Regions from separate parts of the Homo sapiens genome. Here region 1 is linked to region 2. A link is a contact called in ENCODE Hi-C data. All regions are on one chromosome and are shown on one strand. Each heading gives the region's core, a stretch centred on a gene start or an enhancer-like site at or near the end of the contact. The rest is flanking DNA. Distances are from core to core; before and after follow the strand shown.

What was found. A loop is a pair of places that touch in the nucleus more often than their neighbours do. Pooled maps may share reads with other maps.
Region 1: a loop to region 2 is called in a map with no recorded cell type, with 2.1 times the contacts of the local background. The contact joins the enhancer-like site here to the promoter of LINC02391 in region 2. A Hi-C loop is called at or near these places in 2 of 37 single-sample maps with no recorded cell type and 2 of 50 pooled maps.

Annotation. Positions count from the first base shown.
Region 1 is chr12:93,423,767-93,429,288 of GRCh38, reverse strand. The region is part of intron 1 of UBE2N (ubiquitin conjugating enzyme E2 N); the gene reads left to right. Among named protein-coding and RNA genes, the nearest start is that of UBE2N, 15 kb to the left of the region's middle. RefSeq lists an enhancer at 2,851-2,900. Within about 2 kb of position 3,133, at least 3 of the 41 ENCODE cell types and tissues checked have a DNase peak (open chromatin) inside an H3K27ac peak, as active enhancers do.
Region 2 is chr12:92,359,837-92,365,402 of GRCh38, reverse strand. It overlaps LINC02391 (long intergenic non-protein coding RNA 2391), which reads left to right and starts at 1,571. Exons shown (of 5, transcript XR_007063404.1): 1 at 1,571-1,812. All of the region lies in intron 1 of LOC105369902 (a long non-coding RNA gene), which reads right to left. RefSeq lists enhancers at 1,969-2,018, 2,499-2,588.

The DNA.
Region 1 (5,522 bases), core at 1,884-4,383, 1.1 Mb before region 2:
TCTTTCTTTTTTTTTTTTTGAGACAGAGTCTCCCTCTGTCGCCCAGGCTGGAGTGCAATGGTGTGATCTTGGCTCACTGCAACCTCCGCCTCCTGGGTTCAAGCAGCTCTACTTCCTCAGCCTCCTGAGTAGCTGGGACTACAGGCGTGCACCACCACACCCAGCTAATTTTGGTATTTTTAGTAGAGACGGGGTTTCACCATGTTGGTCAGGCTGATCTTGAACTCCTGACCTCGTGATCCGCCCGCCTCAGCCTCCAAAAGTGCTGGGATTACAGGCATGAGCCACCGCGCCTGGCCTACACTTTTTCAAATAAAGTGCACTGTCCAGGACCCTGTCTTTATTGTTGTGGTTCAGGTAAGGGTTAAACTAAAAGTGCTGCAAGTTCTGTTCAGGGGCCAGCACTGACTGTGCTTAGAGAAGTACTTGGCCAGACCTTGCCTATTTCTTCTCCTAGTTTAATTGGCAGGGCTGCTGATGTATTGGCAAGGATGCCAAGACAAGAATCTATGGGCTATTTTCTCTGAACACTTGTTTCTAGTCTGAGTACTTAGTTCATGGTTATACATTGGAATTATCTGGGGAAGTTTGTAAATTTAACATTGCCAGCCCAACATATTTTTGTTGTTTTAAGAGCTGCTTATGATTTTAGTGTACACTTTGCAGAAACACTGGTCATATGTGTGCTTGGCTTCAATGCAAAGATGGGTAGAATGGGAGACAAAAGTAAAATCATACAGCTAGCACTGCTTTGTATATTGAATACAAAGGCATCAATGGGAACACCAAAGAAGTGACAGACTGGCCTGGAAAACCCTCAAGGTTGGTTTAGGGAAAGGTTTTTAGAGGATGATATTTGAGCTGAATTTTGAAGCATAAGTAGAAAAGGGGGAGTAGAATGTCGACATACCAGACCCAGGAGATATTTGAACTAAGACTGTGTAACTTGAGTCAGCATGTCTATGCTTGGATCACAGATACTTAGCTTCAAAAGTAATCTTTTAACTTGAAGTTTCTTTTCTTCAGAAGTGTAGTCCATGAATATATATTCATTACTAAAATTTCTGTTGGCTGGGTGCGGTGGCTCATGTCTGTGATCCCAGCACTTTGGGAGGCTGAAGCAAGTAGATTGCTTGAGCCCAAGAATTTGAGAAAAGCCTGGGCAACATGAAGAAGCCCCATGTCTACAAAAAAATACAAAAATTAGCCAGGTGTGGTGGCACATGTCTGTAGTCCCAGCTACTAGTTGGGAGGGTGAAATGGGAGGATCACTTGAGCCTGGGAGGTTGAGGCGGCAGTGAGCCAAGATTGTGTCACTATACTCTAGCCTGGGCGACAGAGCAAGATCCTATCTCAAAAAACTGAAAACTCTGTTAACATGCTGTGAATATGTTATATACTAAATAGTCAAGTAATAGATATTTATTTTCCCTTCACTTACTTTTACTATTCCAATCTCTAATTCATCGGTAAGATTCCAAAATCTCACTGAATATTGAAGGAAAACTCAAATGCTTCATTTATTTTTTTGAGGTATAATTCTCATACCATAAAATTCACCCACTCAAAGTGTACAGTTTAGTGGTTTTTTCATGTATTCACAAAGTAGTACAACATCATCACTTGCTAATTCCAGAAGATTTTTGTCACCCCAAAAAGAAAAACCCTGTGCTCATTAGCAGTCACTCTACCTTCAACCCCTGGCAACCATTTATCTGCTTTCCAATTCTATGGATTTTCCTATTGTACACACTTCATATAAATGGAATTATACAATATGTGGCCTTTTCTTTCTGGCTTCTTTCATTTAGCATGTTTTCAAGGTTCATGTATATTGTAGCATGTATTAGTACTTCATTCCTTTGTAAATATTTTACCTGAAGTGTTTTCTAAATAAAACCTTTTAAAAAGTGATAGTGCTGAAGGGAAGCAAGGTAGAATTTTTAGGAGATAGGTAATCTGTATTGGCTCTCATAAAACTAGTCACATGTGAAGCCTGCATTGCTTTAGAACAGGGATTTCCAACCTTTTGGCTTCCCTGGGCCACAGTGGAATAAGAATTGTCTCATGGCTGGGCATGGTGGCTCACGCCTGTAATCCCAGCCCTTTGGGAGGCTGAGGCGGGCCAATCCCTTGAGGTCAGGAGCTCGAGACCAGCCTGGCCAACATGGTGAAACCCTGTCTCTACTAAAAATACAAAAATTAGCTGGGTGTGGTGGCACACGCCTGTAATCCCAGCTACTTGGGAGGCTGAGGTGGGAGAATTGCTTCAACCTGGGAAGCAGAGGCTGCAGTGAGCCGAGATCGTGCCACTGCACTCCAGTCTGGGCGACAAAAGAAAAAAAAAAAGAATTGTCTTAGGCCACACATAAAATACACTAACACTAATGATAGCCGATGAGCTTAAAAAAAAAAAAATCTGCTGATGCACCCATGAGAGGGGAGACAGCACTGTCGTCTCTCGCAGTTTTCCCTTAACACTCCCTTATCTGCAGACTTAAACTAGGAGCCCCTGGCAGAGTCCTACCTCCAGAATCACAAAAGTGTAGAAGGAAAGTGAGAGACATTGATTGACTTTATATCTGACTTACTAGTTTCCTAAGGCAGAGATTTTTTAGAAAACTGCCTGGCCTGGCCCAGCCCAGGATAGATAGGGATGGGTAAGAAGCCCTTGAGATGTGGCAGTATGTGGCTTGACTTCAGACTTGTCAGATTAGGGGTTTTATAGGGTTTTTTTAGCTCTTGTTTTGATTAAGCTTGTTTGACTTGCAGGGTGTCTCCTACCTGTGTTCCAGCCACCCGATTTCCTTCCTCAAGAAAACTGTTTACTTACACTATTCAAATTAGTTATTCTCAGGGCTATTTTTATGACTTTGTAGCTTTTTTTTTTTTTTTTTTGGATGCAGTTTCACATAATAACATTGCTGGCTCGTGTTGCTAGCAAGAACTGATTCCAGCATTTATGTTCTTTGAATGTATTGTCGCATTCTTTCGGAGACTCAAGCTGTCCACATGAAGTGGATGAATTTGACCCAGTATTATTGTCCATCGTACTCTATTGTAATACATCAGCCCTAGTGTGTAAGTTTGTGCTTATTTCAGTTACATTAAAATCTGAGTTGTCTGGATCATTTCCTCTTCTGGCTTAGTAGTGCAGGACGAGATAATCTGAAATCACAGAAGAGTAAAAAATCTGCTGAGTTATTTACTCCAGCTGGATCTCTTAAGACTGTTCAAATTTCAGACCTAATTGATAATCTGTGAAATATTAAAGTCCCTAACCAAGCTGTTTCATTTCAGATTCTTCCCAAAACCTTGAGGTAGGGGAAAGAATCATCTTTAATATGTCAACTCGTGATTATTGAGGCAATGATCACTTTTTTAAATTGAGGAAAATGCTTATTAGATTGTTGAAGCTGCCTAGAGGGGCAAAAGAAGTGATAAGGCTGGTATCTCTGGTGCTTCGTAATTGGTCCATTTAAGTGTATGACCTGTAGGAATAGTGTCAAAGCTAAGGCTTTTGGACAGACGTGTGAAATAGTTTGTAAAGATTCGGTTTGGAGTCTTGCAAGTCTTTTTTTCTGCATACTCCTGCTCTTTGCAGTCACTGCTTGGCTAGGCCTACTATTTTTGGAAGTTCTTGAATTTCCTTTTAACCCAGTCAGTGGTTTTCCTTACTCTGTGGGGTTGGTCTCAGGTAGTTCTGCAGTTGATCTGTTCATTAACCAGTAAGAAATGCAAGACACACTGGTGTCCAACATTGGGTCTGCAAATGTTAGACACAGGCCTTGATCTCTAGGAACTAGTTTAGTTGGAGAGACAGTAAGGTAGCAAAGTGTGTAAGGGATGGCTTACAGAAGGTTCATTCCTACTGTAGTCTTTTGCTGACCTCTTAATTGACAATTGACTTTCAAGATGGTAGAAATGCTGCTTTTCATGACTAAAATAATGTTTTATGGCTCAGAGAGCCTTACTTCCTAATTCTCTAGAGCAAAACACTGATTTAGGGAATATGAAATGTATGTTTATGTATGGCAGGAACAAAGAATCTGAGGCCAGACTCTTGAGTTTGATTTCTAGCTCTGCCAAATATTAGCTTGGGCAACCTCATTTGACCTCTCTGCTTCTTTATCTGCTTAATATACTAATCTAGCTCTATGGTAATTGGAAGGATTAGAATGTAAAGAACAGACCCTAACGTAATACTGAGCCTTATGTAGTGTTGGTTATTACTGTTTTCTGACTTTGCAAAGATGCTGCTTCACCATAAACATAAAAAGATTGAATGTCTTCCTAGTGTGTGGGAAAATGGTTTGTTCGTTTCATAAACGAAACAAAGTTCATTTATGTATTTGTTTCACAAAATAGATAACATTAAATATAACTCTCTGAAGTGAGGCATAGATTTTGTGAAAGCACAATGAATGCTCATTTACCGACAGTGGATAGCAAAATGGGATGTTTTGGGTAAATAACATTTTGATTTCATTAAAATTATCATATGTGTAATCCATTTTCCATGGGTTAGGTAATAATAAAGTTGATCTTTGCAACTGCTAAATTGAAGTTTTATTTTTTAATCCAAAGTATTTCACTGTATAACTTCAAGAGGCGCCATTTATGCAGACTGTCATACGAATGGTCCTCTCCTGAAGCTGTGCGGTATGGTTAGCCCTGAGAGAGGATGCTTACTGTGTGGGAGACAACCCTCCAATATCTGCATGCTTTCATGTTTCCTAATTTATCTCAGAGTTAGTATGCAGAGTGTGAAAGACTGTTTTAATTTTTCTTTCCTGATGGTTTGGATTTTATACAAAATTGTGTTACTGGTACAATTGGATTGAGAATGCAAATCTGAGCGAAATGTAACTTGTTTTTTTGTTTGCTTCGCTGAAAAGTTCAACTGCTCTGCTTCCATCTGTTCTTGTCTTGCCTTACCTATTATGGAGTCCTCAGGCATTAAATTTTGTTGTGATTGCTGCATTTGAAACCAGAAGTAACCTGAAGAAAAAGGGTCGAGTAAGTAAATACATGGTAGCTATACTAGTATAGTCACTAGCTTGTAGGCCAGGAAAAGTACCTGTTTATGCCGTATGGTTTTTAAAGAATATTGATTTGTCTGTAAATCAACTAGCCTTGAGGAAAGTGGCTGCAGTGACACAGGAGTGAAAAAATGTAAACATATTAAACTGTTTTTAAGGGCTTTTGTCTTTATCAGAACAACAACAACAAAAAACATTCTAGAATGTTAATTGGATTTTGGTTATTAGGAGAATGGCTAATTTTATTTAGATTAATTTTATGTATTTCTTTAATGAGCAAGTGAAAAAAACTTGGGAAAAAAGCAGGTGCCCTTAGCAACAAATTTTCTCTTTATTTAGATATTGAACGTTGGCATAAATACCAGGATGACAGTTCATAATATCCTTCTCCTTCAGCAGGGAAGACTAAAACAGTAATTATAGGCCTAAAGAATGTTATTACAAAAGGGGACCTTCCAGTAGAAAGAAGCATATAGCAAT
Region 2 (5,566 bases), core at 322-2,821:
TTATCTGGGAACTTGTTAGAAAGGCAAATTCTCACTGCAAAAAATAAATAAATAAATAAATAAATAAATAAAATAAAATGACATGCATGTAAGGTAATGCGTATATTAGTTAGCTTGATGTAGCCATTCCACAATGTGTACCTATATTAAAACATTGTTGTACACCATAAATAGATAAAATTTTTGTCTGTTTTAAATAAATTTTTTTAAAAAAGGAAATAATGTGAATACTAATAGTAAAAACATCAGCAAATCCCTTAAAAAACAAAAAACAACAACAAAAAAAACTTGGTATGCAACAAGATCCAAAAACATAAAAGTAAAACAAAACAAAACAAAACAAAACAAAAGAGAAAACAAAATAAGAAAGAAATACAAATTCTCCAGAGCTACTGAATTCTACACTCAGGGGGTGGACCCTGCAATCTGTGCCTTAACAAGCCCTCCAGCTGTTTCTGATGCCTGCTCAAGTCTGAAAACTGCTGGCCTTAAGCAGTGATTGGCAAACTCTGGTGCAGATTAGAATCACCTGGGGAGCACTTAAAACTCCCAGGGCTCAGGCCACATCCCAGACCAATTAAATGAAAAACACTGGAGGGAGATGAAGCGGTGATGTCTGCACCAGTTTTTAAAAGTCAAATAAGATATTTCCAGGAAGACACAGTAAGAAGGCATTTCTGGCAGAGGGAAGAGTCCACAAAGGCACAGAAGCATGAAACAGCTCTGTATTTTGGAGGTAAAATCAACACTATTACTGAAGCATAAAATTTAAAGGGGTGGCCAGGCATGGTGGCTCAAGCCTGTAATCCCAGCACTTTGGGGGGCCGAGGCAGGCGGATCACTTGAGGTCAGGAGTTCGAGACCAGCCTGGCTAACATGGCGAAACCCCGTCTCCACTAAAAATACAAAAAAAATTAGCCAGGCGTGGTGATGCGTGCTTGTAATCCCAGCTACTCGGGAGGCCGAGGCGGGAGAATTGCTTGACCCCAGGAAGTGGAGGTTGTAGGGAGGCGAGATTGTACCACTGCACTTCAGCCTGGGCGACAGAGTGAGACTCCGTATCAAAAAAAAAAAAGTTTAAAGGGGACAGTAGACAGAGGTCAGTTCACAAGGAGCCTCCAGGCTGCTACTGCGTGGAGGATGAATTGAATCTTACTTATAAATATATTTTGTCTGTTTTTTATTGGAAAACTGGCTTGGGTTCCATTTTGCTACCTACCCATCTTGCGTCCTGGTGTTGACTTTCCTATCAAAACCATTCCTCTGAGCTGAGGCTGTTTATAATTAAGATCAGTGATTATCTAGCACTCGACAAAACTCAGCCACTGCTGCTCTGAGCGGAAGGAGAGACAGACTTAGTAGCAGATAACTCAGAAAAGAGGATCTGAGACAAAGCAAAGGAGCTACAGAAAAGGAAATGGTTGCTTTAGCTTTTTATTCCACCCTCCCCCCGACAGCTGAATCAGGGAGCGACTCTGGAATAAGTGCATCTGCCCTTTAAGAAATCAAAGCCAGACTCAGGAAGTGGGTGGGAAGCCTTCTAAAGAGCCTCAGCTGCCGCGTGCCTTCTGTCTGCTGTGGGCCCAGCAGCTGCACAGACCCCTCTTGTTGGGAGACAAGACAGGGCTCTTTCTCTCCCGTGACCTCAGCCTCATCTCCAATCGTGGGGAAGAGAGAAACTGAAATTCTTCCTGTGACTGAACACATGAGAATGCAACAGTTACTTGGGGTAACAGGTTTCCTGTGGGTCCTGTGTGAAGAGTATGCATTCATTCCAGTGTCGGGGAGGGGAGAAGAATGAGGAGGAGGCAGGTGCGTTCCATTCTTTGATTTGTATAATACAAATATTTCCAGAGGACAAAGATGGGCAGAAGCTTTAAGCAACAGCCATCTTCCATCTCGACAGAGGGAACCATGGTGGTTGAACAAAGCACCTAGCACCCTCTGCCTGCCTCTCCTCCCTTCCACCTCCCCTTGAACATTTTTAGGTTTTCAAATGTAATAAAGAAGTCTACTGTTCCAATGGGATTCAAGGTCAGCTCTAACTAGGTGTTCACATTCATAGCCTGCTGACCAGATCAGAGGCAGTTTAATAAAGCAACTGTAAATCAGCTATGAAGATGGTGAACACCCCGGCCTGTACTAACTTTATGAGGTTCAAGTCTCTATTTTTGATACCCCATGAAATAGGGAGAAGTCGGGGATGCATGTGTTTTGGATAGATGAGTTAGCAAGTTGAGCCTGAGATTGTGGTGAGCAATTTAGGCACAACTTCAAGGTCAGCCTCGTTTGAAAGGGGAGGGGAGGCAGTTCTCTCCTGAGGGAATTTGTTAAGGAGCTCATCACTTGTTTCTGAATTGAGCTCTGTCGGCCATCTCAGCATCATCTGACACCTGCACACATCATATCATGTGATACACTTGGGAGAAAGGGCCAGGTCAATTTCCTCCTGGTGGGTGATTTGGTTTTCCTCTTCAGCTAATGTTTAATGTTTCTCTTTTGATTTGCATGTGGAAGCCTTACTCTATGCTAAGCTATGATAAGCACTTTACATGCCAATATGACAGCATAGTCCTTTAACCACGGGCTTTAGAATCACTCTGCCATGTTCAAACCTCAGCTTTAATCATGAAATATACCCAGGTAACAAACCTGCATGTATACCCACTGAATCTAAAAGTTGAAAAAAGTCTCTATGCTACATAAAACAAAAACAAAAACAAAAAAAATCTGAACTGTATCCCTTTGGACAAGTCACCTAATCCAGTCAAACCTGAGTTTTCTTAAATACTAAATAGGAATAGTGATAATAGTGCAGGTACTTGCCAGATTGGGTTAATATGAAGGTTCATAAATTTATTCATGTAACATTCCTACACATAGTATGTACTCAATAACGCTACATACTTTTATTATGAACCATCCTTTTCACAACCTTAGGAAGTATATACTCCTCTCCCTACATGCAAAACAAAACAAAACAAAAGAGAAATTTAGAGACTTTAAGATCTGGCTCAATGTCACAGAACTCGTATGTGGGAGATTCAGGTTTCAGACTCAATTCTTGGGATACAGTCCATGCTGTTAAACATTACACTAGACAGCCTCTACCGAACAATGACTTTTTATTACTTGACTGTTTAAATTCACCTCTCCTCTCCTTCTCAAAATGAGTACCAATTTGTCCTATGCGTAATTTATTCTCGAGCCTTAACGCTTGTTTTCTGCCCTTGTTTGATTCCTTTTCTCAGTTTGCAATTTCACTGTTAGGTTTCTGCATTGTACTCACAACATTTTTGAGTACTGCCTGTTATAAACTAGTCATTTTGCTTCCACATATTCATTCCTAAAGAGAAGACCATTTCTTAAGAAAAAATAGAATAAAGGAGGAACAGATTCTCAGATGTAATCATCATGGTGTGCAATGAATATCTGAGCACTTGCAGGGCCATTGCACTTTCAAATATTCCTTTTCTTGTCTGCATAACAAGGACTCAGCCACACTCTCCTAAAGACAGCTGGCTATAGTAGTCTGGGTGAAAAGCCTGACCATTAGATCTGTGCTTCATAATTCGACAGTGAGAGAACAAAAATGGTATATTTCAAGTTTCAGATATATGTGTGTGCATATGCATATAAATTACATATATTCATATATTTATGTGTGTATATATACACTCATATAATCATGTTGGAGTTTTAGAGATTTAGTTAAGCTCTTGTAGGCTGGACCCACAAACCACAACCATAAACTGAAAAAGAATTCAGCTACCTAACAAACTACTGAATTGAAATAACTGAAATTGAATAATTTTTCTGGGATTATTTAGGTATAGATAATTTGGAAAGTCAATTGTTGAAAGTCAATTACTGCCATATGCTTCTGATATCAAACAGGTTCATTTTAGACCTATAGATCAAATAGGTCCTTCACAACTATGGCAGGAATGGTTTATAATATCCAGCAACGATGAATCTAATGTATATGTGTAAATTTTTGTCAACTGATATGCTGTTTTGTTTGAGTTTCCACTTAGCCACACTGCTGTGGTTTCTTGGGGGTAAGAGCTGTAATACACTCAGACTCCTTATACCCTCTCCAGGGGTATGGTACTTGGCATATGGTTTTTACTCAGTAAATGAAGAAGAATAATGAACTGAAATGCTTTCTCCCTGTTTCCTAAGATGCTACTTAACCAGTGAAAAAGTTACAAGTTACAAAAGTCTTTTTTAAAGCCTTTTCAACTAGATAAAAAACACTTACTACACCTTTTTATGTATAGGCCACTAGCATGTAAATGAAACTGGCACAACAAGGTAAATGTGTATAAAATAAATCACAGAAAAGAGAGTTCTGATGAGATATTTCAGTAATGCAGTAGATAGCAAATGATGATTTTGGAGTATTTTTTGATTTCCCCAATTTAATACTTGATGTTATCAAGTATGTTCACAATGATTATTGTGTCCAAGACGCACCTTAGAAGAATGTAAAGAAGTGTTAGACAAAATATGGGTAACCCATCCCTGCCTTCAGGGAGCTTCTAGACTGATTGCACATAGGTCTGTATTTACATAATTATCAAGTTACAGATCTTGTTTCTTGTCTGTGAAACTCTAACCATATTCTAGAATCAGACATAGCATCACTTCCTGTATTAGTCTTCACAAACAGAACTCTTACTGTCTGTACTGTGCTCTTTACTTTTTAACGTTAGTTCTTCTAGGTTGCATCAAGAATTCAGGAAAACCACATAGGAGGAGGCCCAACATTTTCTGGGTGTTTAATGTGTGAACCTACTTGATAACATCAATTTTTAAACAGCTCCCCATTGATACAGACTCTGAGCTACTTACCCTTTCTCTAGCTGCTCTGCAGGACTCCATATTTTATGCATGGGGACAGTGATCACAAAGTTAGAAGGTACCAGGAATGGCATGCCCATTTACAGATGTACGATAGCCTTTCAGCAATCACAGGTATATCACAGTGATAATTTCTGGAGGATAAACTGGGGAAATTGAAAATTCTACATTGGGGCTCTAAAATACTCCAAAATCATCATTTGCTATCTACTGCATCACTGAAATAGCTCATCAGAGAAATCTATCTCTTCTGTGATGTATTTTATACACATTTACCTTGTTGTGCCAGTTTCATTTACATGCTAGTGACCTATACATGAAAAGGTATAGTGCCTGTACATAATAAATTTTTATGACTGGCTAAATTATTTGAAGACCACAGATATGCTGCATCCACTCCTAACCCTTATGAAGGAACAACTGTTAGGTTCTGAAACTATATACACTATTTGCTTTAAGAGACTACAGTATAGGAAGTCCTGAAATGTACCACAGAGTATGAATAGGTTGTGAATTATATATTATGCTGAAGCTTAATGGGTACTGTAGCCGAGGGCAAGATATCTCATAACTAATTATATTCATTTTGCATTTAGCAGTACATTCGAAGTACAGATATTAAAAATGTGTAAGTTGAACTTCTGTTAAAATTACTCTCCCTAAGGAAAATAATTCTCTTTTCTTGCTATACTTTAGGCTA